Regions from separate parts of the Homo sapiens genome. Here region 2 is linked to region 1. A link is an interaction called in ENCODE POLR2A ChIA-PET data of the cell type or tissue named here. Cell type or tissue: OCI-LY7. All regions are shown on one strand. Links, peaks and the distances in the headings refer to the core of each region. The heading gives the core; the rest is flanking DNA. Region 1 has its middle 34 kb from the start of TMEM230. Region 2 holds the start of PRNT (prion locus lncRNA, testis expressed).

Region 1 (15,061 bases), core at 2,565-10,564:
AGATTTATAGTTATAGTGATACGTATATAGCAAGGTGAATACAGACATTAATATGTGCATTTAGAGAAAGATATACAGGACGTAGAAAAATGTCTTCTTTTATTTTTTGAGACAGTCTCACTCTGTCACCCAGGCTGGAGTGTAGTGGTGTGATCTCAGCTCACTGCAACTTCTGCCTCCTGGGTTCAAGTGATTCTCATGCCTCAGCCTCCAAGTAGCTGCGATTACAGGTGTGTGCCACCACGCTGCCACCACACCCAGCTAATTTTTGTATTTTTAGTAGAGATGGGGTTTCACCATGTTGGTCAAGCTGGTCTTGAATGCCTGGCCTCAAGTGATCCACCTGCCTCAGCCTCCCAAAGTGCTGAGATTACAGGTGTGAGCCACTGCGCCCAGCCTTTTTTGAGTTTTTGTTGAAGATAGGGTCTCACTCTGTCGCCCAGGCTGGAGTGCAGTGGCACCATCATGGCTCACTGCAACCTTGACCTCCTAGGTTCAGGTGATCCTCCCACCTCAGCCGGCTGAGTAGCCAGGACTATAGGCATGCACCACCATGCCTGGCTGATTTTTGTATTTTTTTGTAGAAATGGGGCCTCACTGTGTGGTCCAGGCTAGTGTTGAACTCCTGGCCTCAAGCGATCTTCCCACCTCAGCCTCCACAGTAGCTGGGATTACAAACAAGCATGAGCCTCCATACTCAGCCCCTTTCGAATCAAGTAGTTCTTGGCGAGTTTGCAGGACCATAGTTCCCTGTCCATGGTGATGGTTCCAGGGAAGGATAGCCACCCATGTTGGCCAAGAAGAACTCTCCCCGGCATCTTTCTACCTGGAGCTGGTAGGAAAGAGTGTTTTTTTCCTTTTTGGCCGTGAGACTATAAGAACATGAACTTGAAGTTTCCTGAAGATCTAGTTCCAGCCGGGCATGGTGGCTCACGCCTGTAATCCCAGCACTTTGGGAGGCTGAGGTGGGCGGATCACCTGAGGTCGGGAGTTCGAGACCAGCCTGACCAATATGGTGAAACCCTGTCTCTACTAAAAATACAAAAATTAGACTTGCGTGATGGCCGGCACATGTAGTCCCAGCTACACGGGAGGCTGAGGCAAGAGAATTGCTTGAACCTGGGAGGCGGAGGTTGCAGTGAGCCGAGATCACGCCATTGCACTCCAGCCTGGAAGACAGAGCGAGACTCCACCTCAAAAAAAAAAAAAAAAAAAAAAAAAAAGATCAGTTCCAACTTCTCTGTGGAGACTGATGACTTGAGAAACAGGAGCCAAACAGCACAGTAACTTAGTCTGGATTCCCCAGAAATAGACTCTGAAGTGAGGATTCATGTACAAGAGATTATGAAGGAGGTGCTTCCAGGGGAAACAGTAAGGGAATGAAGGAGGCAGGTCAGGGAAAAGGAGAAAACTGAGCTAGGGTGGCATTTCATGTGAGGTTCCAGTCTCAGTCTTGTCCCTTGGGAAGCTGTGGGGTGTCAATTATGCCTCAGGGTTATCCTTCTTCAAAGCAAGAGATCTGGACTTTCTTCCTCCCACACTATCACCCTGGTAAATATAAAATCCCAGCGCTTACACAACAGCTCCAAAAACTCCAGAAAGACTCTCCTGAACGTCACAGGTGTGGGAAAGAACCAGGAAGGTTCTGAAGGTGGGGCACACAAAGACAATGAGAGAGAATGTGGACACAGGGAGCCCTAGTTGAAGCAGCCTGGAGGTTCTGCATTTTTCCTGCCCTGGGGCTTGGCTTTGGTGGCTCACACTGAGGGAACTTCACTGTGTATCCTGGCTTGGTGCCACTGGCTGGGACTCCAGGGTGTGGTCAGAGCTGCTGGAGGGCAGGACCAGAGCCAGGGCCTGGCTGAGGCCTGGCACCAGGGACTGTACAGGCGAGGCTGCCTGGGCCCTGGATGAAGAGCAGTGATGTGAGGTGCCAGCTCAGACGCCAGAGATAGGAAAGCCCAAAGGCTAGCCTAAGGCTTGGGTAGTGGGAGTTGATGCAACAAAGTGGGGGAGACTGAACAACGGCTTCCTCTCTCTTCCTTTCACTCTTAGACTGTCCTCCTTGAAGGGAATCAGATTATGCCACCCCAAAATATGCCACATTGGCACAAGAATTATTTTGAGCTGAAGCCAATTAAGAAATAGCAGACACCGGAAGAACTCTCTGCCTGTGTTACTGTGTTTGCAGGAATACCTGAAGCTGGGAATTTATAAAGAATAGAGGTGTATTTGGCTCACAGTTCTGCAAGCTCTACAGGAAGCATGGCATCAGCCAGGGCTCAGCTTCTGGTGAGGACTCAGGGAGCTGCCACTCATGGTGGAAGGTGAAGCAGGAGCAGGCATGTCACATGGTGGGAACAAGCAAGGCGGGGGAGGGGCCACACTTTTGCACAACCAGATCTTGCCTGAACTCAGAGCAAGAGCTCACTCATTACCATGAGATGGCACCAAGCCATTTATGGGGGATCTGCCCCCATGACCCGAACACCTCCCACCAGGCCCCTCCTCCAACACTGGGGATCACACTTCAACATGAGATTTGAAGGGGGCACACATCCAAACCATATCACTGCCCCTCCCATTTCTGCCTAAAAGCAGAACATAAATTTCCATTTGTAAGGGTGTCTTTCTCTCCCTACCAGGAAGAGTAGAATAACGCTTAATCACCATTATCACTGGAGATGGTACCAAGATGAATCTGCGTAAATGAACCTTACTAGATACCCCTTATCTAACCTATCTATAGTTTCCCCCTTATATTTACTTTCCCACAGTTTACAACCCCTAGAAGCCCAAACCCATTTTTCTTTGTCTAGTTACCTCTCCACAATTTGTCACCCTTTGTTAAAATGATATAAACTCTCAGGCCTAACCACTGCTTTAGGTTTCACTTCTTTTCTGTGAAGTCCCTGTGTAAACACAAAATAAAACTTTCCTCCTGTCAATCTGTCTTTTGACAGTTTAACTCTCAGGCCCAGCTATAGAATTTAAGAGTAGAGGAGACCGGGCATGGTGGTACATGCTTGTAATCCCTGCACTTTGGGAGGCCAAGGCAGGCGAATCACTTGAGCTAAGGAGTTTGAGACCAGCCTGGGCAACATAGTGAGATCCTGTCTCTATAGAAAAATAAAAATAATGAAAACATTTTATTGCCTTTTAAAAAAAATTTTATTTTTATTACTTTTTAAAATAAAGACAGGCCTTGCTATGCTGCCCAGGTTTGTTTTGAACTCCTGGCCTCAAGCGATTCTTCCGCCTTGGCCTCCCAAAGTGCTGGGATTATAGGCATAAACCACCACACCTAGCCATAAATTTAATGTTATATGTTTTTTTACCACAATAAAAAAGGCATACAGAATGTAGGTATATACATTTATCTAAGTGCATCAACCTGTATAGTTAAAGTGGTACTTTTTTTTTTTTTTTTGAGACAAAATTTCACTCTTGTTGCCCAGGCTGGAGTGCAATGGCACGATCTCGGCTCACTGCAACCTCTACCTCCCGGGTTCAAGTGATTCTCCTGCCTCAGCCTCCTGAGTAGCTGGGATTATAGGCATACGCCACCAGGCCTGGCTAATTTTGTATTTTTAGTAGAGATGGCGTTTCTCTATGTTGATCAGGCTGGTCTCGAACTCCTGACCTTAGGTGATCCACCCGTCTCGGCCTCCCAAAGTGCTGGGATTACAGGCGTAAGCCACCGCGCCCGGCCTAAAATGGTACATTTTATGGAACACAGATAGTACTCCAGTAAAGCTGATTTAAAAGAATAAAATAAAACTAAAAAGAGGCCAGGCGCGGTGGCTCATGCCTATAATCCCAGCACTTTGGGAGGCTGAGGGTGGATGGATCACCTGAAGTCAGGAGTTTGAGACCAGCCTGGCCAACATGGTTAAACCCCATCTCTACTAAAAATACAAAAATTAGCCGGGCTTGGTGGCACACGCCTATAATCCCAGCTACTCGGGAGGATGAAGCAGGAGAATCTCTTGAACCCGTGAGGCAGAAGTTGCAGTGAGCTGAGATCGCACCACTTCACTCCAGCCTGGGCGAAAGAGAGAAACTTCGCCTCAAAAATAATAATCATAATAAATAAATAAAAATAATCTTTTTCCTATAGGGGCCCAACCTCATGACATCCTATGAAATCATGTTTTGCAATTGCTGTCAAGGTTTCTAACAATGAGACCAGGTTTAGTGGCTTACACTTGGAGGCCGAGGCAGGCAGATCACTTGAGTCCAGGAGTTTGAGACCAGCCTGGGCCACATAGCAAAACACTGTCTCTACAAAAATATATATACAAAAATTAGCTGGGCGTGGTGGTGCGCACCTGTGGTACTAGCTACTTGTGGGGCTGAGGTGGGAGGGTCGCTTGAGCTTGGGAGGTGGAGGTTGCAGTGAATTGAGATAGTGTCACTGCACTCCAACCTGGGCAACAGAGCAAGACCCTGTCTAAAAAAAAAAAAAATTGCAGCAATAGCTCAAGCACCCAAGTCCTTCACTGGACAGGAAGTGTCCTAAGGGTACTTTCTATGGTCTGGTTGTTATTGTGCCCCAGAGGATGATGTGATGCAGTGACTTGAGAGGCAAGCATTAAATGTTGTTGGCTGGGCATGGTAGCTCACGCCTGTAATCCAGCACTTTGGGAGGCCAAGGCAGGCGGATCATCTGAGGTCAGGAGTTCGAGACCATCCTGGCCAACATGGCGAAACCCCGTCTCTACTAAAAATACAAAAAATTACCCAGGCATGGTGGCGGGCGCCTGTAATCCCAGCTACTCGGGAGGCTGAGGCAGGAGAATCACTTGCACCCATGAGGTGGAGGTTGCAGTGAGCTGAGAGCGCGCCACTGCACTCCAGCCTGGCTGAAAGTGAGACTCTATCTCAAAAAAATAAATAAAATGAAATAAATAAATATCGTTGAATGGATGGACTCACCAATTTGTATTTGTCTGTTATGTAACAGGCATCTATGTATATTCTCTGTGTATACTTTGCCTGTTTATATTCTTGGATTGATATTCTTTTTTTTTTTTTTTTTTTGAGACAGAGTCTTGCTTTGTTGCCCAGGCTGGAGTGCAGTGGTACAGTCTTGGCTCACTGCAACCTCTGCCTCCTGGGTTCAAGCGATTCTCCTGCCTCAGCCTCCAGAGTAGCTGGGATTACAGGCAAGCGCCACTACACCTGGCTAATTTTTGTATTTTTAGTACAGACGGGGTTTCGCCATGTTGGCCAGGCTAGACTCGAACTCCTGACCTCAGGTGATCCACCCACCTTGGCCTCTCAAAGTGCTGGGATTACAGGTGTGAGCCACCATGCCCAGTCAATTGATATTCTTTAAATTCATTCATACATTCTTTCAACAAATATTGGCAGAGTGCAGTGGCTCACACCTGTAATCCCAGCACTTTGAGAGGCCAAGGCAGGAGGATTGCTTGAGCCCAGGAGTTCGAGATCAGCCTGGGCAACATAGTGAGACCCCATCTCTACAAAAAACAAACAAAATTAGCTGAACATGGTGGCATGTGCCTGTAGTCCCAGCTACTCGGGAAACTGAGGTGGGAGGGTCATTTGAGCTCAGGAAAGTAGAGGCTGCAGTGAGCTGAGATTGTGCCACTGCACTCCAGCCTAGGCAACAGAGCAAGACCCTGTCTCAAAAACAAAACAAAACAAAACAAAAACCAAACATTTACTGAGTCCCAGCTATCTGACAGGCTATCCTAAATGTTGAGGTTACACAGTGACCAAAATAGACAAAAATCTGGTCCTTGGCCTGGTGTGGTGGCTGACGCCTGTAATCCCAACATTTTGGGAGGTGGGTGGATCACCTGAGGTCAGGAGTTCCAGACCAGCCTGGTCAACATGGCAAAATCCCGTCTCTACTAAAAATACAAAAATTAACTGGGCATGGTGGCGCACACCTGTAATCCCAGCACTTTGGGGGGCTGAGGTGGGTGGATCACTTGAGGTCAGGAGTTCAAGACCAGCTTGACCAATATGGTGAAACTCCATCTCTACTGAAAATACAAAAATTAGCAGGGTGTGGTGGCAGGCGCCTGTAGTCCCAGCTACTTGGGTAGTTGAGGCAGGAGAATCACTTGAACCTGGGAGGCAGAGGTTGCAGTGAGCTGAGATTGCAACAGCGCACTCCAACCTGGGCAAGAGAGCAAGACTCAACTAAAAAAAAAAAAATCTGTGCCCTTGTGGATTCCATCTTACTAGGGGAAATACTTGTAAGTAAGATAAATTTGTGAAATATATACTATGATGGTAGTGAGTATTAAGGAGAAAAATGAATCAGGATCAGAGATAAGTAGCATGGGGCCTGGGGGCTTAGCTTCACTGAGGTGATATTTGTATCAACACTTCATGAATGACACACAGACATCAACCTCACTGCCCCATGGAAGTATAATCTGAGGCAGAGCAGTAGAAACTGGCTCAGGAGAAAAGGGAGGATGCAGACATGTCAATTAGACACAGCCAAAGATGCTTCATGATTTCCTGGGTGTGTGACCTGTGTAGACGCCCAGGGACCCATGCTTAGAGGGACTCTGTGCTTGATTTAATGCTCTGCTGTCACCCTCTTGAAGTTTTTAATCAGTTTTTAAACAAGGGACTGCGCATTTTCATTTGGCACTGGGCCCCACAAGTTACAAGTTATGTAGCCGGTCCTTCACTCTGTTGAATAAACAATGGCTTCTCCCTATCACCCTCTTTGGAAGCACAGATACTCCCAGCAAATGCTAATCATTCATGTTTCTAATTTCCTGGGGTGACTTGTTTTTCCTCTAACAGGTGTGAAGTATGAGATAGAGACTGTATCATCCAGGGTAGGCTGGGATATGCTGCATGACAGAAACCCCCAAATCTAGTGGCTTAACACAACAAAGGTGTACTTCACTCTCGCACTTTGTGTTCATTATGGGTCAACGCGGGGCTCTGTTGTGCATCACGATCACTCTAGGACCGTGGCAGAGGGAAAGTGAAACTGGCGGTTAGAGCCGCTACTCAGAAATGACACATATTGCTTGAACTCACATTTCCTCGCCAAGGCAAGTCATGTGGCGACGCCCTCCTTTAAGAGATGAGGAAGTTCAATCCAAACATGAGCCCACAGAACTGGGCCACTTGTCTTTTGGTGTGTTTTTTTGAGACACAGACTCTTGCTCTGTTGCCCAGGCTGGACTGCAGTGGTGTGATCATGGTTCCCTGCAGCCTCAACCTCCTGGCCTCGAGCAATCCTCCTGCCTCAGCCTTCCAAGTAGCTGGGACTACAAGCATGCACCAATGGGCCCAGCCTACATTTGTTAATTAGTTATTCCAACACTATTTATTAAACAAGCTATCCTTTCTCTGGTGATTTTAATTGCCCATTTATCACATACAAAATTTTGCTGATATTTGTGACTCTTTTTGCATAGTGTTTCTGTTCCATTGATTTTTCTTTCAATGCCTATGCAGAATCACCCTGTTTTAATTTCTGTAGGTTTATAATGCCATTTTATTTTATTGTTTTAGAGACAGGGTCTTGCCATGTTGCCCAGGCTGGCCTTGATCTCCTGGGTTCAAGGAATCCTCCTGCCTCAGCCTTCTGAGTAGCGGGACTACAGGCACAAGACAGCATGCCTGATTTGTAATGTCATTTAATATCAAAGAGGTTAAGTATTCTCAAGTTTCCCCTTTGACTTTTCCTTGGCTATTATATTAATCTTTTATTTCTAGATAGATTTCAGAACCACTTTGTTGAATTCCCCCACTCCTTCTATGTGATTTTGATTAGAATGGAATTGCATTTGTAGATGAATTTGCATTTCTTTATAATATTGAGACTTTAGGTTTTTGTTTTGTTTTTAGAGACAGCTTGCTCTGTCACCGAGGCTGGAGTGCAATGGCACAATCATAGATCACTACAGCCTCCAACTCCTGAGCTCAAGTCATCTTCCCACCTCAGCTGGGACTACAGGTGCATGCCACTGCACCCAGCTTTTACTAGTGTAATGAAATAATCTTTCCATCTCCTGGGAGAATGGTCACTCACGACTGAAATTCACTGAAATTTTTAAAAAAGAAGAAAAAAAAATTGGAAAGCCTTATTTTCTCTCTCTCCTTTCTTTTTTGAGACAGGGTCTTGCTCTGTTGTCCAGGCTGGAGTGCAGAGGTGCGATCCTGGCTCACTGCAACCTCTGCCTCCCAGGCTGAGGTGATCCTCCTGCCTCAGCTTCCCGAGTAGCTGGGACTACAGGTATGCACCCCCATACCTGGCTAACTTTTGTATTTTTAGTTTAAAAAACTGCATAGTTTTTGTTTGTTTGAAAAAAATCATTACATCTTACTGAGATACTTAAGAAGATTATTTTATAAAACTAATAAAAGCTGGGTTACTATCTTCAGTAACTTTCTATTAATTTGATCTTCAAGTATTTTGTTTTATAGTTATTGTGAATGAGACAATGTTCCTAAATGTTATTCTAGTAGAGTAGAAGTTCTCTCAATTTTGATATTATTTGTAATCATCTATCCTGCTGCTAAGCTCTCTTATTAGTGCAAACAGCTTTTTGAAAAAATCTCTGTGTCCTTAATGTAGACGCCGGAAAATAAAGAAGAAAAATCCTCTTGGTTTTTGTAAGTTGCAATTAATGTGTTCACAAATTATGATTAGTTGCTCATCTTTGTTTCTTTCCTTTTTCTTTTTGTACCAGTTTCATACTTCTCATTTCTACAGCAAGACTGAAAGTTGCTGTGTTAACTGATACAATTTAATTTCTACTGTCTTCTGTGACCCCATGACTGCTTCTCTCCAGCCTGGCAGCAGCTAGCGTGTTCAGTGCCTACTGGCTTAGGGAAGGAATGACACAGCAGAATGTAGAAAAAGGAAGTCAAGTTCTTGAAATTTTTAGTTTCTAAAGTCTTTCTGTCTTTTTTTTTTTTTGAAATGGAGTCTCAGTCTATTGCCCAAGCTGGAGTGCAGTGGCGCAATCTCGGCTCACCACAACCTCTGCCTCCCGGATTCAAGTGATTCTCCCGCCTCAGCCTCCTTAATAGCTGGGTCTACAGGCATGCGCCACCACGCCAGGCTAATTTTCACCATGTTGCCCAGGCTGGTCTCGAACTCCTGGCCTCAGGCGATCCACTCACCTTGGCCTCCCAAAGCTGGGATTGTAGGCATGAGCCACTGCACCCAGCCATCTTTCTCAGACTTGAAATAGCAGATGAGGCGAGTGACACTCTATACCAGGTTACACACTGTGGCCCCTGGACCCCTGCTGATCCATGAACTGTCTGTTACTGTCCATGATGAGTTAAGTACAGATATTGAGAACAAACATTTAGCAGCTGTTACAGCAATATGATGTTGTCACAATATCCAAGTGCATGATTGGCAGACTCATTTCATTCAACAGTGTACAGGCCAAAAAGATTAATTCATGACAATTGGAAATAAAACAAAACTGGTCTTCCATCATAGATTGTTTGATAAGTGCTTCTTTAACTAGAAGTCTCTAGATGCAGAGAAAGAGGAGAATTAGAGAGAAGCATGTGGGTTTGAATCTGAGATGTGTCCCTGCATCTTATCCCCTCCCCTAGAAGCCCAAAAAACTGCTGTAAGTGGGCGGTGGGGGATGGAAGGGGCGAGCTGCCAGCAGGAGAACAAGAGATATCCTTGACAAGCCAGAAAGCTGGAATCGGAAGGGACCCATGCCCTTTTTCTAAGTAGAGTCTGGGAAGTGGCAAGACAGTGAAAAGGCTATGGGCACAGCAGGGGAGCTGGGTCTGGCAGCCCACATGGTTCTCACGCACCCCGGCGGAGCAGCAGAACAATTTGATGTGTGTCCAGAAGGAGCCCAAAGGTAGCAAAGAACCTTGAACACTCCCACGAAGTAGGCACACACGCCACCTAAAGCTCCCACATGCCCAAATGGGGTGCAGAAGGAGCTAAGAGACACAGATCAGAAGAATGTTCATAGCTGAGAACAGGGAACAAAACCACAGCTACCTGTATCACCAGTACCCAAAGCCTAGACAAAACAAAATACATCTTAGCCAGTGTGGACACTCAAGAGTCAGATGATCCTCCTTTCTGGAGGCCTTGACACTAAATGACAGCCCTCCCTGCTTGCTGTCAGAAAGGGGAACACTCTCATTATGACGAGGAGTAAATTTCCATCACCTGGGAGAATGGTCACTCATGTTTGAAATTCACTGATTTTCTTTTTTTTCTTTTTTTTTTTTTTTTTTTAGACAGAGTCTTGCTGTGTCACCCAGGCTGGAGTGCAGTGGTGCAATCTCGGCTCACTACAACCTCTGCCTCTCGGGTTCAAGCAATTCTCCTGCCTCAGCCTCCCGGGTAGCTGGGATTACAGGCACCCACCACCACGCCTGGCTAATTTTTATGTCTTTTTTTTTCTTTTTTAGCAGAGATGTGGTTTCGCCATGTTGGCCAGGCTGGTCTCAAATAGCTGACCTCAGGTGGTCCACCTGCCTCGGCCTCCCAAAGTGCTGGGAGCCACCACGCCCAGCCATTCACTGAAATTTTTTAAAAAGAAGAAGAAAATGGGAAAGCCTTGTTTCTCTCTCTCTTTCTCTCTCTCTCTCTCTCTTTTTCGAGACAGGGTCTTGCTCTGTTGCCCAGGCTGGAGTGCAGAGGCATAATCCCGGCTCACTGCAACCTCTGCCTCCCAGGCTCAGGTGATCCTCCTGCCTCAGCCTCCCAAGTAGCTGGAACTGCAGGTGCATGCCACCATGCCTGGCTAATTTTTGTATTTTTAGTTTTTTAAAAAATAACTACATAGTTTTTGTTTGTTTTGAGACAGAGTCTTGCTCTGTTGCCCAGGCTGGAATGCAGTGGCACGATCTAGGCTCACTGCAACCTCAACCTCCTGGGCTCAAGCAATCCTCCCTATCTCAGCCTCCTGAGTAGCTGGGATTACAGGTGCCCACCACCACACCCAGCTAATTTTTGTACCATTAGTAGAGACAGGGTTTCACCATGTTGGCCAGGATGGTCTCAAACTCCTGACTCTCAAGTGATCCGCTCACCTTGGCCTCCCAAAATGCTGGGATTACAGACTTGAGCCACCATGCCCAGCCTTAAGGAAACCCTTATTTCTTGCAAGGCTATCTGTATATTGACATTCATACCTCCTTTGGCTTTGTTCAATCAAAATGATAGACGTTAGTGGGCATTTTTACCTTGTTTCTGATTTTAATGGGAAGGTATTTGGTATTTTATTATTAGTTATGGCATTTGTGATTAATTCTTCATATTGTTTTTTTTTTTTTTTTCTTTTTCAGATGGAGTTTCACTCTTGTCGCCCAGGCTGTAGTGCAATGGCGCGATCTCGGCTCATTGCAACCTCCACCTCCCGGGTTCAAGCGATTCTCCTGCCTCAGCCTCAAGAGTAGCTGGGATTACAGGCGTGCACCACCACAACTGGCTAATTTTTGTATTTTTAGTAGAGATGGGGTTTCACCACATTGGCCATGCTGGTCTCGAACTCCTGACCTCATATGAGCCGCCTGCCTCAGCTTCCCAAAGTGCTGGGATTACAGGCGTGAGCCACCGCACCCGGCCTAATTCTTCATATACTTGATGATGTTAGGGCCCATCTTTTTGAAGTTGGTTAGGGAGATTTTTTTTTTTTTTTTTTTTTTTTTAGGAGCAGAGGTTTAATAGAAGAAAGAGAAAGAAAAACAGTTCTCTCTCTCTATTGAGAGAGTGGGGACCTCTGAGAGGAAAGACCCAGCTAGGGAGTTTTAATATGCCTTTTTATTAAATCAGGAATAGCTGTCGAATTTTGTCTGATGGTTTTTTGGCTTCTATCAAGAAGAGAGTCATATGATTTTTCTCCTTCAACCTATTAGGGCACTCAAGTACACACAGATTTCCTTAATATACCTTTGACTTTGCCCATTTGTTTTAACCCACAGCTTGGTTTTATCTTATTATAATTTATTTACAATCTTAAAATCAATATTTATAAATGAAGTTGGCATGTACATTTCTTAACACATTCGTTTGGATGGGCTTTGATATAAGCATTCTACTAGGCTTGTTAAATGGACAGTGTTGCTTCTAAACTTTTCTCTTGCTTTAGATTCTAGAATGCCAAATTACCTACAGTCTTTCTTCAATGTTTAGTAGAAAATTTCCATAATATTGTTCAACTAGGTCTGAAAATTTGGAGGCATAAGATCTTTTTCTCTCTCTTTTATTTTAGGTTCAGGGAATACATGTGCAAGTTTGTTACGTGGGTAAATTATGTATCGTGGGGGTTTGGTATACTGACTATTTCGTCACCCAGGTAATGAGCATAGTACCTGAAAGGTAGTTTTTTGATCCTCACCCTCCTCCCACTCTCCACCATCAAGTAGGCCTCGGTGTCAACTGTTCCCTTCTTTGTACCCACGTGTGCTGAAGGTTTAGCTCCTGCTTGTAATAAGTGAGAATGTGTGGTATTTGGTTTTCTGTTCCTGCGTTAATTCATTTAGGATAATGGCCTTCGGGTCCATCTGTGTTGTTGCAAAGAACACGATCTTATTCTTTTTATGGCTGCATAATATTCTATTTTAATTTTTTTTTTTTTTTGAGACGGAGTCTTGCTCTCTCACCCAGGCTGGAGTGTAGTGGCACAATCTCGGCTCACTGCAACCTCCACCTCTTGGGTTCAAGAGATTCTCCTGCCTCAGCCCCCTGAGTAACTGGGACTACAGGCGTACGCCACCACGCCTGGCTAATTTTTGTATTTTTAGTAGAGACGGGGTTTCACCATATTGGTCAGGCTGGTCTTGAACTCCTGACCTCGTGATCCACCCACCTCAGCCTCCCAAAGTTCTGGGATTACAGGCATGAGCCACTGCGCCCGTCTTCTATTTTAATTTTTATTATTATTGTTTTTTGAGATGGAGTCTTGCTCTGTTGCCCAGGCTGGAGTGCAGTGGCGCAATCTCTGCTCACTGCAACCTCCGCTTCCTGGGTTCAAGCGATTCTCTCCCTCAGCCTCCTGAGTAGCTGGAACTACAGGCGTGTGCCACCACAGCCAGCTAATTTTTGTATTTTTAGTAGAGATGGGGTTTCACCATGTTGGCCAGGCCAGTCTCAAACTCCTGACCTCAGGTAATCTGCCTGCCTCGGCCTCCCAAAGTGTTGGGATTACAGGCGTGAGCCACTGCGTCTGGCCCCATAATATTCCACGTTGTATATGTACCACGTTTTCTTTATCCAGGCCACTGTTGATGCAACATAACATCTCTGGTGACTCTTTTCCCATCCTCCAGAGTTAGCTGGTTTATTCCAATTTTCTATTTCTTCCTGAGTCAATTTTAGTAATTTATATTTTATTTTTAAAATAGTCCATTTCATTTATTTTTAAAAAGTCCACTTCATTTCCATTTTTTAACTCACACACAAGGTTGTACCTAATATCCTGTTACCTGAAAGTTTATCCCTGAATCCAGAATTTCATCTGAAGGCTGTATTCTTGGACTCCAGATTGCCACCTACAACATCCTCTCTGATCTCACCGTAGGTACAAACCTTCTTTTTGTACAAGTTTCTCCTGTTGCAGGTAGCAACTCTCCTCCAATTCTCCTGTTCCATTTTTTTTTTCATGCTCCTGAATCTTTTTTTGTTTTTCTTTTTTTCTTTTTTTTTGAGACAGAGTCTCACTCTGTCACCCAGGCTGGAGTGCAGTGGCACAATCTCAGCTCACTGCAACCTCTGCCTCCTGGATTCAAATAATTCTCATGCCTCAGCCTTCTGAGTAGCTGGAATTACAGGCATGCGCCACCATGCCCTGCTAATTTTTGTATGTTTAGTAGAGACAGGGTTTCACCATGGTGGCCAGGCTGGTCTCAAACTTCTCACCTCAAGTGACCTGCTCGCCTCGGCCTCCCAAAGTGCTGAGATTACAGTGAGCCACTGCGCCTGGCTTCCTGAATCTTTTCATGAGCCAAGTTCCTCTTTACATCTTTACCCAAAGGAGCCTGTTTTTCTCTGGTGTCAGGAGTTGTGATATGGGTTTCCTGTTCTAATCTTGTAGTCCCAGACAAAAAAAAGCCATACTTTATTTGGGCTTATTTACCAGATTTAGATGATGAGCTGAGAGTGAAGAGAAGGGCTGGACCCCCAGCTAGGGTAGGGGACGGGAGGCCAGGCTCTTTTCCATGACATAAAGGACTCTCCAATATCTCACCTGCCTGCATCCTCTCCCAAGGCCCCTCGTGTTACAACCTCTTAGCCATAAGAAAGCAGGTGGTTGTCAGGCCATACCTGCCGTGTCACCTCTCACAGGTGCTCCTCTCACAGGCTGCTCCATCAGTCCAGATGCCCACGTCATGCTTCTTGACTTGGGTAGTACATCCTTGAACTTCCACTTTTATAATTTAAGCTATACATTTAGGTTCATGTGCTTTTCCATGTATGTATTATAGTTCACAATGAAAAGGGTTTTAATATGCAGCTGGGTGCGGTGGCTCGTGCCTGTAATCCCAGCACTTTGGGAGGCCAAGGTGGGAGGATCACTTGAGCAGGAGTTTGAGACCAGCCTGGGCAACATAGTGAGACCTCATTTCTATTAAAAAAAAAAAAAAAAAAAAGTATTGGCCAGCCACGGTGGCTCACGCCTGTAATCCCAGCACTTTGGGAGGCTGAGGCGGGTGGATCACTTGAGGTCAGGAGTTCAAAACCAGCCTGGCCAACATGGTGAAGCCCCATCTCTACTAAAAATACAAAAAATTAGCCAGGCGTGGTGGCGTGCGCCTGTAGTCCCAGCTGCTTGGGAGGCTAAGGCTGGAGGATGGCATGAACCCGGGAGGCGCAGCTTGCAGTAAGACGAGATCACGCCACTGCACTCCAGCCTGGGCAACAGAGCCAGACTCTGTCTCAAAAAAAAAAAAAAAAAAAAGAAGAAAAAGAAAAAAAAGTATCTGTATATATTTTTATATATGCTTTTTTTTCTGGAAGAATACAATGACAGATTGTTAATATGGAGTCTTTAATATTTTGCTTACTATAATTCCATATTTAAATAAACAATTATTTATCTTTTTATCTTTTTTT
Region 2 (15,552 bases), core at 3,857-11,856, 340 kb before region 1:
ACCCACCTGGGCCTCCCATAGTGCTGGGATTCAATTTTTTTTTTTTTTTTTTCAAAAGAAGGGTAAGTGCTTGCTGTTCCCATCCCTGAAACATTGCATGTATTTAAGAAAAACAAAATGTTAGTGGCATATTTGCTTCTAATGTTCCCCTAACCCTACATGCATGTTTTATGTGCACTCATATGAGTATCTTTAAATATAATCCCTTTACATCTGTGTTCTATGCAAAGTCTCTCATTTCTTTCAAGACAGCCTAATGAAGGCCATCATCTCTGTAAACCACTTGTCACTACAAAAATACAATTACTCACCAAAAAGCTTTAAAAAATAAAGCTGTGTCTTTAGGGAGACCCAATAAAGAATGCAATCCATGCCATAAGCAGGAGTTGATACACCACCTTATTAGCTAAAAATATATATAACACAATATGAGTAATGTTTAAGATCTGTTTTAAATTTAAAACAATGAATTGAATGCTCTAAGAGGCTCCTACAGGCGCTCCAGGCCACTCTCAGAGACTCCCAGGAGTTGTTGAACTATATTTGGAGAAAACAGCCACTGAATATTATCATTTCTCCTTTAAAGAGAGTTTGTAAGGGGGGAACATGCATTTTATCAGACAATTTATCCAAAGCATTGCAGAACATGAGTGCTGATGAGGGCACCTCTTGTGCTGAGTCCCCTCAGCTATCAGTGTTCTTCTCAAGGACACATTTGGAAGGTTTTAACATTGAAAGTGAGCGGAGGACTTGGGGGCAGAGCAGCACAAAGAAACAGCCTTACACTGGGCACATGGAGGAGACGTCCACCCTGCAGCCAGGACTGGGGTTCACGTCACTGCCAGAGCTACACTCGCCTTCTGCTTCCACGGTCCTGTTAATTCTAGATCAGAGAGCAAGAAAAAAGTACAGAACATATCCTCTACGGTTATTTCCTGCTTTCTAATTAAAAAAATAATAACCATGGCAAGAGAGAAAGAAAGAGAAAGTACTCAGAGGCTGACACTGACATTTCACTTCCTCGCTCTCCTAAGTTTAATTACAACAGCACGTGCAGCCACGTCAGCCAAATGACTTCATTTCTGATGTGAAAACGCTTAGGCCATGATGTCGTTCATTTTCTGTAATTGCTGCCTTTTCTCATTCTGTTAATAGTCCCGGCAACCAGATTTCAGTGGGGCATGACGTGAATGTGTATATGGTGATTCAAATGCAAAATTTGTTTATGGGGCTTTTAATCGAACGCGTGTGTGCCTGAACATTCTTGCTCAAGTTGATGAATCATGGGGTGGAATAAAGGCTGAGTTTAGTTTTTCACTTTAGCAAAGGGGCAATGGGGTGCCTACTATGTGCGAGACATTGGGAGGGGCTTCTGAATTATTCTGGATATCGTCATTTTGCAGTGTGCATAATTTTGCCAACCGTTGCTTTCGTAGCCCCTGCTAAGTGTTGACTTTTTAAAATATAAGTTTATTGTAAAAGTGACATGAAAATTACAACAGATATTCCAGACCAAAATAATACAACAATCCCAGCATCTGATTGAGTCAGTGTTTGCTGTTTCCCCTGCACTTTCCTAGTTCTTAAGCATTTGCGTATGTAAACATTCATATTTGCAATAAAAAAGTGAGCTTTTATATTCTAAATTTTTACTTAACTTAATTCAATGCTTTCTACTCATTTTTCTATACTTTTTTTTTTGAGGCAGAGTCTCATTCTGTTGCCCAGGCTGGAGTGCAGTGGCGTGATCTTGGCTCACTACAACCTCCACCTTCCAGGCTTAAGCGATTCTCATGCCTCATCCTCCCAAGTAGGTGGGATTACAGGTGCCCACCACCAAGCCCTGCAAATTTTTTTGTATTTTTAGTAGAGACAGTGTTTTGCCATGTTGGCCAGGCTGGTCTCGAACTCCTGACATCAGGTGATCCACCTGCCTCGGCCTCCCAAAGTGCTGGGATTACAGGTGTGAGCCACCACGCCCTGCCTACTCTTTGTTTTCTTTCCTCCCCACCCATTTTCCCCCGTCCTGTCCCCTCCTTCCAGCCTGAGATGTAGGCTCCACCTTAACTGTGCTCAGATACACAAGTGAGGGCTTTTTAACTTGATTATGCCTTTTAAAAATACTATGTATGTAAAATATTTATTCATCTGCAATTTGGCTTCCCTAACTTAACATTGCATCATGAAACTCTTTGGAACAACAGCTATCTAGATAGCTGACTCATTCTTTTGGATTGCTACGTAATCTCACTTAATACAGATGTATCATGATTGATTGAATCATTGCCTTGTTGATGGGCCTTCAGATTATTTCCAGTTTTTTGCCACTGCAAACAATAAACATCCTTGTACATACTACATTGCAGTCTGGTACTTCTGTTTCTGTGGAATAGATTCACACGTGCAAAATTTCTGGAACAAAGCCTGTGTGTAATTTAAATTTTACCAGCCATGACCGGGCTATGCTCGCACATAGCTGGAGCAAATCCTATTCCCACCAGCTGTTTACGGCATTAATTTGGAAGAGTTTCTGTCATTTAACTATGAGAAGCCACCTTTTCTACAAATGTTGCCTACACATCTTCTCTCTTTTGCAAACGGCACACCTAAAGCTCTCTAAAACTTTCGGCCATGAGGACCATTTGAAAATCCTCCTAAAACTGTTAGCAATTCTCATTCTAAACCTGGTCCTTGGCCCAAAACATCTGCATGAGAAGCCTGGAAAACAGGCAGTGAGTGTGTAGGCTTCCAACTCAGAGGGTGGTGTGTCTGCACAGCTCCACACACCCCAGCAACTGGGAAGGCTTGAGGTGAGGTTATGCCCTGGCCTTTTTACTGACTTTTACTAAAATTACACATGCAAGTATTTGCATTCCAGCCAGAATACCCTCTAGATCCAAAAGCTCAAAAGGAGCAGAGAATTGAGAACACTATTAAAGTAGCCCATGCTGTTCCTCCCCTCCAGGCTCTGGCAGACAACCAGCATTTCCCTGGTGCCCCTCACACCCTACCTTGCTTAGGATATGCCTGACAATGTCTAGAAACTTCACCCTCTGGTCCTAATAGGGTGTCCCAGGCAGTGACCTTAAGTTTGTCTTGAGCCGCCCACACGCTCTACCTCAAGTTTTCTGACAACAAGTGACTGGATTGGGGTGGTGGCTGATTGGGTCAAGGACCCCAGGCCCTACATCGTACCTATGGTGTGGTCACATCTTTTTCCTGCACCCAAGACTTTTTTGTCATGGCTGTAGATGGATGGACACGTGCACCCTAAGCTGTCTCTGTGTTGCTGCATGACACATCCTGAGTCTACCAGAGTCTCTACTGAAATGTGACAGCAGGGCCCATGTGCCTTCATGTAACCAGCACTGTCACAGACCACACCTGCCAGGCGAGTGATCAAGACTTACACAGACATGGCATCATGACCAGTTTCAGTTTTTCTGGCTCAGACACCACTCTGTTGAGGAACAGACTTCTTGGTGAGCCTGGCTCAGGCCAGAGGCTAAGAGTTTGCTGTCTCCCCAGAGGCCACGAGTCAGAGAAGAGCGAGGGCTTCCTCTTCCCTTATCCTCAGTGCTGGCAGAAGACCCCATTTCAGTGGGCACCCAGCTTCCCCAGTGGAAGAAAAAGGAGCCCAACCCTCATGCCTCTGGGAATGCATCCCTACAAAATGGGAATAACTCAGATATTCCCTGCAAAATGAGACTAAAATACTATGACTTTGAGAAATCTCAAAGCACATTCCAGATCATCCAAAGACTGCCCCGGAAAAACAGACTCAGCTTTGGCAAATGGGAGCCTTCCCCTGGGCCCGTGGCTTTAGGGAGCCTCACTTTGGAGCAGGAGCATGCACGGGGAAGCGACCGAGATTCCACCCCCAGAGCACTAAAGCCCCGAGGCCTCCCTCCCACAGTGAGCCCCAGACCCCAAACAGAGGGTGGAGAATGTGCTCCTCTGGCATTGGATGAGAGGCCTTAGACTGAAATGAGCCCCATGCACTGACCATGCCCCTTCTAAAGGGATCTTCCTGGTCAGCACAAAGCTGACCCCCCAAAAGAGCTCATCCTCCAATACTCAAGTGTCATCCCTGTTCCCTGGACTGAACTGTAATGGGCACACAAATTCCCTGGAATCTTGGTGAAATGTACCTTCTGCTTCAGCAGGTTTGGGGTGGACCAGATTGTACGTTCCTTTTCTTTTCTTTTTTCTTTTTTTTTTTTTTTGAGTCAGAGTTTCAGTCTTGTTGCCCAGGCTGGAGTGCAATGGTGTCATCTCGGCTCACCACAACCTCTGCCTCCCAGATTCAAGCGATTCTACTGCCCCAGCCTCCTGAGTAGCTGGGATTATAGGCATGCACCACCACGCCAGGCTAATTTTGTATTTTTAGTAGAGACAGGGGTCTGTCCATGTTGGTCAGCCTAGTCTCGAACTCCGGACCTCAGGTGACCCGCCTGCCTCGGCCTCCCAAAGGCTGGGATCACAGGCGTGAGCCACCCCGCTGAGTCCCAGATTCTACATTTCTAGCAAGTGTCACTGCCTCCTCCAAGATGCCCTGTACCCTAAACTGAACTTCATCCCTCCATCCGCCCCTCCCGCCCTCCCATCCGTCCTGGGGATTCCCAGATCTTGTTTTAATGCAAACCCTTTTGTGAGAAAGCATTGCTTTCTTAAACAATGCAAATTGTTTTGACTCCAACAGGTTTGGCTATAATCTGTCGAAGGAAATTGGCAGAAGGCCAGAGAGGAACTAGAGGAAGCTGGAAGCAGGCAGTTCAAGGCCACATGAACTCACACAGCTGCCCTCCCTTGATGGTGGGAGGTGGGTGGTGGGGAGGGAGAGGGGAGGTACTGGTTGCGGGGAGGAGACCTTCCATACACCCCGTGTCCAAGGGAGAATTACATGCACAGGCTTATCAGAGGTGACACCAGCATCCAGCAGGGAAGGGTGTTTTGCAACCAGGGGCTCCATGCTCAAAAAAATAACATTCAGCACCAAGGAGAGGGATTTTCAAGAACGAAGCAGAGGGTAAGGTGCAGGCAGGGTCCCGGCTAGGTGCAAGCCATGTCGGTTGTGGTGTGCTGGAATTTCGAAATCTGTAATTAAGATTCTAATTTTTTTAATTGGCTGTTTTGGTTCGGGGCTACTTAGCAATCAAGAACAAAATGGAGGCGCTTATGACGTCTCTTAAATATCGTTTATTCCTGTCGTGCCCAAGCCAAATCATGTCATCACCTCTGATTTCCTGGGGCAAACAAATAGAGGAAGCAGGAAGCAAAGGGCTGGTGGGTTTTCCTTAGCTTTGGGCCCACTTGGGATAGCCAAACAGTGGAAGCCTCCACCCAAAGTTAACGGGCTTTCTAGGCTCATTTGCACAAGAGCAGACTCCAAGAAGTTTCTTCTGGAATTTCAAATGTGATGTGGTCTGCAAATCTGCTCCCTGTCAGCTAAGAAGATGTTGACCTGTGCAGATGGCTGTTTCCAGAAGTCGAGCTGTCAGACTCTTTCCAAGGGCAGGACCCAGGCCTCCCCCATCTGTCTGTGGAGCCCTCATAAGCAGCATCCTGCCTTAGAGATGGGTTTTACTTAGAATTACAGAACATTTTTCCTCTGGGCATTATCTCAGCTCCTAACTTATGTTTAACATTTGAGCCAATGTCCTTCTTTGCCTCATCTTGGGCATTTTGTGGATTTGTTCATGCTTCCACTCGACAAACATGCATTCAATTCCTGCCATGAGTCTGTCTGCTCCGTGCGGGAGCTGTAATGGTGGGCAACAGAGGCAACGTGCCTGCTGTTAGGTGTTTTGTTCTGGTGGCACACGCATGCATGTATAACCAGAGGTGTGCTAGTGTACCAGCTCTATGCCCGAGTAGGGGTGAGGGAGCCCTAATTTGTACTATTTGCCAATTTCTATGATGTAAATGGTGACCCAGCCAATTTCAAGTTACCCACACTCACTGAATGTGGAGTTAATAGAGATGTGTATGTTCATCTCTCAGAAGCCTGTTTGACCTGCTCCAGCACAATTAATTTAATTTAACTGTTTACTTTGTAACCTTTACACATATTAATTCACTCCTATAAACAATATCATAGCTCTTCCAAATCAGAGCTGAAGTCATCTCAACCGGGAGGCTATTGATGGATTGGCGATGGTCCTCCAGGTCGCTCTCCCTTCCATGCAGACACCTAGGTGAAAGCCAAGCCCCAGGTAGGCACAGGAAGAGCCGAGGCCAGAGCGGAAGAGAAATGGCACATGGAGCTGCCACTGGAGTTGAGGATTATTTAGCAGTAAATCTTTTTTGATTTTCTATTGCATGCCTGGCAGTCCACTGGAATCTGCAGATGCCACAATGAATGAGTCACTGCCACTGCCTTCAAGGTGCTCACAGTCTGATGCAGAAAGGATAATGGCCATGCAGTATGGGGAAGTGTTGTGTTAGACATGGGAATTAGCAAGAAAGGTTTGCTAGAGAAGGGAAGTCTGAAAGGATGGATGGAGGCATCCAGGTGGAGAAGATGGGAAAGATGTAGAATCACTGCAAAAAAGAAAACAAGACTATGCTGCATTCAAGGAGCTGCAAGCGGTCCAGTACAGTGGGGATGTGGGCACGGATGGAGGAGAGCGACAAGATGAGGCCAGAGAATGAAAGGAGCAAGATCTGCAAAGATCCCTCTGGCTTGCCGTATGTTCTCTTGGGAAGCACTTCGCAAACCATAACGGGCACACAAATTCCCTGGGATCTTGGCAAAATGCAGCTTCTGCTTCGTCAGGTTTGGGATGGACCAGATTCTACATTTCTAACAAGCTCCCTGGTTATGTTGATGCTGCTGGTCCATGGACTATCGTTTGTATAGTAAGGGTGTAACGAAGAGGAGGGCACTGAAGGGTGTTAGGAAGGTGGATTCCACGATCAGGCTTGCATTTCTAAAGATGACTCTAGGTGCTGGGGGCAGGATGGGCTGCAGGCAGCCACAGCTGCAGGAGCAATGGAAGAGAAAAAGAAGGTTAAGAGTTAAGTCTAGGTTAGGTGCGGTGGCTCATGCCTCTTATCCAAACACTTTGGGAGGCTAAGACGGAAGGACCACTTTACCCAGCAGTTCGAGACCAGCCTGGGCAACATGGCGAGACCCTGTCTCTACAAGAAATAAAAACTCAGCCAGGCGTGGTGATATGCACCTGTAGTCCCAGCTACTTGGAAAGCTGAAATGGGAGGATCGCTTGAGCCCAGGAGGTCAAGGCTGCAGTGAGCCATGATCCTGCTGTTGCACTCCAGCCTGGGCAACAGAGCAAGACCCTTCTCAAAAAAAAAAGAATGAGTTAAATCTGGCATGTTGATGAGCTTGAGGGATCCCATTTGGGTTCCGCTTTTTGTCAGGCTTCTTGTCCTCACCACCTGTCTCACTTGTTTCTCCTCCCAAGGTGGATGTGGAGCCCCCAGGATTCTTCCTACTCCAGGACATCTTCTCAGGCCTCTGTGTGCCAGCTTGTGCAGCATGACTTGGCTTTACAGAATTGGGCAAAGTCATGCTTAATGTCACTCAGTCCTGTTCCAGAGTGAAGTCATTTATTTTAGGGGAAGATCTATTTCAGTAGCTTTATTTTTTTATGTAGTAATTTTTATTGTTTTTCCTTTTCAATAAAATAAATACTTGCTATGCAGTTTCTCCTGAAATTATAAATTAACTGTTCAGGGTTAGCAAAGCATGAGTTATTCTATTGAATCTATAAAACATTCAGCTTTAAAAGAAACAGATATATATTTTTTTCTCATTACACATTATTATATAACCTTTAAGGATAATAAAGCTGTGTTCAGATTTAAAATTTGAGAAATCTAGCTATACCAAGTTTTTAAAAGTGCATTAATCAAGGCTAAATTTTAAATATTGATATATACATATTTCATAATCTGAATCTGTTTAACATGAACACTAGCCTTTCTTTCTGTTATTTTTTTTTTTTCCCTACAAGATGGCTTGACTTTGCAGAACAGTGGTTCTCAACTACTGGTGACTTTGCCTCCCTGGGAATATTTGGAAATATCTGATGTAATTTTTGTTGTCATCGGGGCGGAGGAGATAATGGCATTCACTGAGTAGAACCTAAGGATGCTGCTAAACATCCTACAATGCATAGAATGGAACCCCATAACAAAGGAATATGCAGCCCAAATGTCAACCATGCCAAGGTTAAGAAACCCTGTTGTAAAGTGCAACTCAATTCCCATTTTATGAATAGCCTCTCTGTTCAATGTAATTCTGAAAACACAGACTTGACTAATTTGCATATACTGCTTAAAAGAATGTTTAACCTAACCAATGTCATTACCAAAAGCAATGGTTGACTTTAAGTATCAAGTGATACTTCCAGAATGATTAAACCACAAAGTCAGCTTAGAAAGATAGAAATTGGGACATATTATTTATATACCATTTAATTGTTCTTGAATCTGCTCTACCAGTCTAATCTATTAATATGGAAAGTTAATTAGAACTGTTTTGAGTTAGCTAAGCACATAGTTTCCTTTGAACACTTTTCTGAACTATGACAAAAATTAAATTATATATAAAGCACCTGGGAAATAGAAAAGCACTCTACAAATGTTCTCAAAATGTTTGTTGCAACATGTGAAAAGTGAAGAGCTTTACCTACTTGTCCAAACTTGTCATGAACATGTGTTTGGACAGTTAAATTAGTTTTTATTTGTTCTCTCTTTTTTACAATGATCTCTTATACATGACTTTTACAAATATCAGTGCATATATATAGTATGTGTGATACAAGAGAAAGCAAATGTGTTTTTCACACATGTAAAGTATCAAGATGGCATATGAGTATTCTAATTGGGAGCCAACTTTTTTTCAAATTATTCTAAGTTTTGGGGGTTTTATGGTTTTTTGTTTGTTTGTTTTTTATTTTTTGAGACGGAGTCTCACTCTGTCGCCCAGGCTGGAGTTGCAGTGGCATGACCTTGGCTCATAGCAACCTCCGTCTCTCGGGTTCAAGCAATTCTCCTGCCTCAGCCTCCCAAGTAGCTGGGATTACAGGCACCCGCCACCATGCCTGGCTAATTTTTTGTATTTTTAGAGAGACAGGGTTTCACCATGTTGGCCAGGTTGGTCTCGATCTCCTGACCTCAGGTGATCCACCCACCTCGGCCTCCCAAAGTGCTGGGATTATAGTCATGAGCCGCCATGGCCAGTCTTTTTTTTTTTGACAGGATCTCATTCTATCATCCAGGCTGGAGTGCAGTGGCATGATCATGGTTCAATGTAGCCTCGACCTCCCAGGATCAAGCGATCTTCCCGCGTCAGCCTCCTGACTAACTGGGACCACAGACATGCACCACCATGCCCAGATAATTTTTTGTATTTTTAGTAAAGACAGGGTTTCACCATGTTGCCCAGGTTGGTCTCGACCTCCTGGGCTCAAGCGATCCGCCTGCCCCAGCCTTCCAAATTACTGGGATTACAAGGCGTGAGCCACTGTGCCCAGCCTATTCTAAGGTTAAGTAGAGAAAGTTTTCAGTACTTTATTAATCATTTATCTCCACATCCACATCCTATATATTTTTCATGGTCAATAAACTGATTCAAATGACTTAAGTTATCCCACCATTTAAAGAGAAAAGTCTCTATAATAACTTGAAATCATGGTGTTATTTTAATTTCACCAATGACTACTTTTCTCAGAAGTTCTAGCTCTTCCTTTGACACACAGAAAATAGCTTTTTATCTCACTGGGATCTGAATTCGAAGTTATGTTCTTCCTCACAAACAAAATATAATCAGTTTTATGTTCTCCCCAGATGCCATCAGATTGGACTTCGCTGCAAGTTGATATTAGATAATAGGTTTCTTCTGGAGGAGCCTCTTCCATGGGAATTCCTAATTCAGCTTTTAGATGCCTCTGTGCTACTCAACTTATGTCAATGACATCATTTCTCTCAAGCTTGTCTGGATTACTTAATGGATGACTACAACCAAGTATTGGTGAAACTGGCTCGAAAGGTAATTTCAGCATCTGATCTCTGCTGTCACTGTAGCTCATTTTGGTGTTGAGTAAGAAGACACTAAGAGCTTGATGCAATAATCCATTCCCAATGTTTTCATTCTCGTGACAATTCTTCTTGGTCTCAGTTCCAATATTACTGTCATTTTCATCAATAAGAATACACTTCTCTGTGGTGCACAATGGTTCACACCTGTCATCCCAACATTTTGAGAGGCCAAAGTGGGAGGATCGTTTGAGGCCAGGAGTTTGTGACCAGCCTGGGCAACATAGCGAGATCCTGTCTCTGCAAAAATTTTAAAAATTCATTGAGTGTGGTGGTGCATGCCTGTAATCTCAGCTAATCAGGAAACTGAGGCAGAAGGATCACTTGAGCCCAGGAGGTCAAGGCTGCAGTGAACCATGATCACACCACTGCACTCTGGCCTGGGTCACAGGGCAAGACCCTGACTCTAAAAAATAAATAAATAATGAATTTGTAAAAAGAATACACTGGTCTATGAGGAGTTGAACTTGTTGCTCTTGGAGATGTCCAATGCCTGTCTGAGGCATGGTCACAGGATGTCTGATCTGCCCTAAAAGACAGGCCTGGCACAAGGGTGGCATCAGTGCTGGGCTCAGGTGTGCCTTGGGAGCTTTATAAATGGCTGCCCCTGGAGTATATGGTCAAGACCTAAAGAGTGGCCATGTGTGTTTTCTAATCAAGCTTTACTGAATTTTAGAGGGGAATCATGTATAATGAGATTGGCAAGGGGAATTATGTATAATGAGATTTGCAAAAATCCTAGAACGTCCTGCTCTGGAAAGTCCACAGTCTACAGTGATAGGGAAACATCAGAGGTGCAAAAGGAACTTGGGGATTTGCTATGGGGACTCAAAGGCAGACACATAGCTGGTCCTAGGACATTAGAAATGAGACTTGGGCAGAGTCCAGGAAAAAGTGAGAGAATGGAGCAGAAAAAGGTTCCCTGATAAACCTGCACTGGGCTGTGTGGCATGGGAAGAACTTGTTATCTCTTTCTAGCTCTGTAAGCCCAAGGCTTTCTATGAGCTTTTAGGCCTTGATATTTGTATCATTTTATGAGTCTATTAGGCTCAAAAACGTCTTTGTTAAGCATTTACAAAACATTTGTTTGAAAACTATTCTGCGTGAAAACATGTTGAATTCGGCGAAAGAAAACAGTACGTCATCAAGTGTTTTGGCACAAACCTTACTTTTAGCTTTTAGGGCTGGATATTTGTATCTTTCTGTGAGTGCCCACTGGGCCCAAAAATGTCTTTTCTGAGCTTCTATGAAACGTGTGTTTGAAACTGTTCTACGTGAAAACATGTTGAATTCGGTGAAAGAAAACAGAACATCATCAAGGTTTTTGGCAGAAACCAGGATTTTATCTTTTAGGGCTGGATATTTGGGCAACATAGTGGGACCTCATCTCTACAAAAAATAAAAATACATTAGCTGGGTGTGGTGGCATATGCCTGTAGTCCCAGCTAATCAGAAGGCTGAGGCAGGAGGATTGCTTGAGCCCAGGAATTTGAGGCTGCAGTGAACTATGATTGCACCACTGCAGTCCACACTGGGTTACAGAGCAGAAGAAAATAAGTGAAGTCTAACATCGAGATTGTAGGCCGGGCGTGGTGGCTCACATCTGTAATCCCAGCACTTTGGGAGGCCAAGGTTGGTGGATCACTTGAGGGCAGGAGTTCGAGACAAGCCTGTCCAACATGGTGAAACCCCATAAAAATACAAAAATACAAAAAATTAGCTGGGTGTAGTGGCACACACCTGTAATTTCAGCTACTCCGGAGGCTGAGGCAGGAGAATCACTTGAATCTGGGAGGTGGAGGTTGCAGTGAGCCGAGATCACACCACTGCACTCCAGCCTGGGCAACAGAGCAAGTCTCAGTCTCAATTAAATAAATAAATAAATAAGTAAATAAATAAATAAATAAATAATAAAAATAAAATGAAGATTGTAAATAAACTTGATCAGGTCCAAAGAAAATAGAGTCTTCCTTCATCTTCGCTTATACTTAGATAGCAGGCCGTCTCTATGTGAGTTACTCATTGCCTGAGGCTGGATTCACCAAGAACTAGATGCCAAGTCAAGGATTCATGTACAAGTGGTTTATTCGGGAGGTGATCCCTGCAAATGCTGCAAGTGGGGAATGGAAAAAGGGAAGGGAAGGTAGCCCAAAAAGGCTGTGTTAGCATGTTTATTGCATGGGCAACCGGAGCTTCACTCTGCTTGGGAGGCCCCTGGATGCCAGAGTAGAACATATTCCTCAGGGTTATGCTGCCTGCAGGGCGAGGGAGCTGGGGAATTTATACACCAAGATCTGTCCATCATTGGTTAAGGACAGCTCCCAAAGGCTATACTTCCCTAATAGTTCCAACCTGCTGAGTGCATAGGCTGAGTGGGCTTCCGAGCATGCTGGTCCCATCTCCTAATGATGAGAGGTGGAGGCACAGGAGAAGGTAAACAAATGGCAAAGACACTTAAATACATGAGAAAATGAGTCCAACCTGAACTTTGACTTTTCTGGGTGGCCCACTCATCCCACTAACTACCATAACTTCATTTCGTCTGCTTTTTGCAAAGAACAGACAATTCCAAACAGCCAAGCCTAACAAGTAGCTCATCTTAGCTTGTGGATTCAGAGCACTGGTGGCCTCTCCACCTCCAATTGACACCAGAAAACATATAAATACCTCTAAACATGCCTTGGGTATTTGTTTTTCTAATTGCAAATATTATACCATAACTTAGTTTGAAGGCTTTGTAAAGAATATGCCAGAAACATCTAATATTAGCCCTAAAAACTAGGGCAATCTTTTTTTTAACAGAAGAGTGTTCATATAAACATCAAAAGATGTGATGAGAGTAGTTTCAACTTCTAATCATAGAAATTATAGGGCTATTTCATGAAAGAGGTGCTTTATCAGCTCATCTTGAGTGAATGTTAAAGATGAAGATATGGCTAGTATCTCCAGAGTCTACTGTCTCAGAGAGGTAGCCCAAAGTTGTAAGACTGAGTGCCTTGAGGTAGGGAACAGGAAGCAACAGGGTCTCCAGGTTCACTGAGGAGTACTGACCTGCAATGCGATTCCTACATCAGCAAAGGTCTTCCTTCCATCGTTAGAGGACTCCTGGATTTGCTATGCCTATCCTGATGGCTTCCTACATGAGACCATCCATTCACACTTGGCCCTTACCCAGGCCTGAAATTCTCCCCAGTTGCACTCCACCCACTTATGTCTATCACTTAGCTCAAAGCCAGTAAAGCTCATCTCTGAACTAGCAAAGATTCCCTTTATCCCATCAAAATGTCCTTAACATCTATCTTGAGGTCATGCAGCATGATCTTACTTTGCTGGCATTCTTTCCTTCTTCTGTGGATTCCCAAGCAGAGTACAGATGTACAGATTCCTTGGGGGATAAGAGCTGGAATTTCAGCTTCTTTTTTTTTTTTTTTTTTTTGAGACGGAGTCTCGTCTGTTGCCAGGCTGGAGTGCGGTGGTGCAATCTCTGCTCACTGCAACCTCCGACTCCCTGGTTCAAGCTATTCTCCTGCCTCAGCCTCCCAGGCAGCTGAATTACAGGCACACACCACCACGCCCAGCTAATTTTTGTATTTTTAGTAGAGACAGGGTTTCACCATGTTGGCCAGGACGGTCTCGATCTCCTGACCTCATGATTTACCTGCCTTGGCCTCCCAAAGTGCTGGGATTACAGGCATGAGCCACCGCACCCGGCCTCACCTTCTTTTATATCCCACACAGCACCCAGCACAGAGCACAAAGCTAAGCGCATCGATCCAGCGACTGACTGACTGAATAAATGAATACATGCTATCTTGCTTGTAGAAGCCCAGATTCCTCCTTCTTACGACTCCCACACCCACTTAGGAGATTCTATTATGTCTTAAAAGAAGTTACATCTCCATTAGTGTCAAAGCAACATTATATAAGTGGCTCAACATGATCAGGCATGAATTTCTTTGTTTTCCCACTCACCTGAAAGCCCAAAAACAATCCAGGTGGTGGTAAACACTTCTGATCCTTCAAAGAAAACGGAAGAAAGCGATCCCTACCGTCTATTTTGAATCTACCGTTTTTTGTTTTTGAGTGTCTTTTAAATCTATTCAAAATCCTTTAAGGGCATTTCACCATGCATGGGAGAAGGTCATGGATCCTCAACAAATTGCAAGAGGCCTTTCACAGGCTAGACTCTGCCTTGTTCTCCAAGCTCACCTTCCATAATCCTGATGTGCTCCATATTGCCAGACTCTTTCAAGTCCTTCCCCGCCCTGCGGAGAATCCCTACTCACACCTCAGGACCAGCTCAGACATGGTCTCCAGGAGACCTTTTCTAAGATCCTATGTGAGGTAACTAGCCCCCTTGGCACCTTGTGACATAATTATTCACTTCCATGTACATGTCCCGTAGTGAACTATGAGCACCTCCAGACCTTACCCTGCGTTTGGTCGCCTTGCTCTCCTCTCTGCAGCTGGCACCCAATCTTTCCAGGCTGTCTCTAGGGACTCGAGCCCTTGGGATGGGGTCCTCAATGCTTTTCCACCTGCCTGGCTTCTAAATTCCACTAAGATCCTGTCCCATTCTCTTGGAAACACTAGAACTTACTCTGACATGCCCTATGGAAGTTATTTCTCCACTGCTGTTCAAACCCACTCCCAGACCTGGCCTTCCCTGAGGAGAGCGTCTCAGCCAAATCCAACTGCCTCTAGCTCAAGTTTCCTTGCGGGGGGCCCGCTGGCCTCATCCTGTTAGGTCGTCTTAGAGCCACAGGAGAATCAATGTTCCAGTGTCAGCAGGAAGAATCAATGTTCCAGTGTCAGCCAGCAGGGGGCAGTGTGAAAATACACACACCAGGCCCTTTTTTCAAAGGGTCTCGGCTTCCCTGAGGGTGTCTATCTGTGCCTCTATGAAGCATGGCTTGGGTCATTCCTCCAGTCCCATGGCCAGGTGGATCCTTCGTTTACCTTTCATTTCTATTAAATGAGAACATTCTCAATTCACTAACTGGATTGTTGGAAAGGCAGCAAGCTCTGCTAGATAGTTCTAAATATTTGCATCAAATATGGACCAGAAATTGTGAATCTGTCTTTCAACGCCCTCGGATCTGAGTCAGCAAGGCTGCCACGTGCAAAAGTAGGAACGTTAAATACTTGAAGCTGGGAGAGAATAAGTGGGTTTCTAATCCTCTCTGGTGCATTCAGTTCTAGAAAGTGGTTCTTTGTATTCTACTGGAACATTTCTATGTATGGTTTTTTTGTTGTTTGTTTGTTTGTTTTTTGAGACAGAGTCTCCCTCTGTTGCTCAGGCTGGAGCACAGTGGCACAATTTCAGCTCACCACAACCTCTGTCTCCCGGGTTCAAGGAATTCTCCTGCCTGAGCCTCCCGAGTAGCTGAGATTACAGGCACGTGCCACCACGCCCAGCTAATTTTTGTATTTTTGGTAGAGGCAGGGTTTCACTATGTTGGCCAGGCTGGTGTATGTATGTTTTAA

The links. ChIA-PET counts read pairs that join two places held together with the same protein. Peaks named below come from ENCODE experiments on the same cell type or tissue, not always from the same donor. Only the 100,000 strongest peaks of a DNase experiment are listed, where the experiment ranks them.
Region 2: POLR2A ChIA-PET joins it to region 1 with 5 read pairs; 2 of 35 experiments call an interaction of 5 or more read pairs at or near these places.

What each region holds. Positions count from the first base shown.
Region 1 is chr20:5,071,653-5,086,713 of GRCh38, forward strand. It overlaps a transcript of TMEM230 not described here. Among named protein-coding and RNA genes, the nearest start is that of TMEM230, 34 kb to the right of the region's middle. RefSeq lists enhancers at 1,335-1,854, 1,855-2,373, 7,265-7,334, 8,840-8,999, 10,120-10,620. In OCI-LY7, for the core only: no CTCF peak of the experiment used is centred there; DNase peaks (open chromatin) are centred at 7,039, 8,849 and 10,119; H3K4me3 peaks cover 1,108 bases; H3K27ac peaks cover 2,600 bases.
Region 2 is chr20:4,726,103-4,741,654 of GRCh38, forward strand. PRNT (prion locus lncRNA, testis expressed) reads right to left here and starts at 14,566. Exons shown (of 2, transcript NR_024269.1): 1 at 14,498-14,566; 2 at 5,180-6,983. PRND (prion like protein doppel) reads left to right here. Exons shown (of 2, transcript NM_012409.4): 2 at 1-2,358. It also overlaps the pseudogene IDI1P3. RefSeq lists enhancers at 951-1,040, 3,405-3,514. In OCI-LY7, for the core only: no CTCF peak of the experiment used is centred there; no DNase peak of the experiment used is centred there.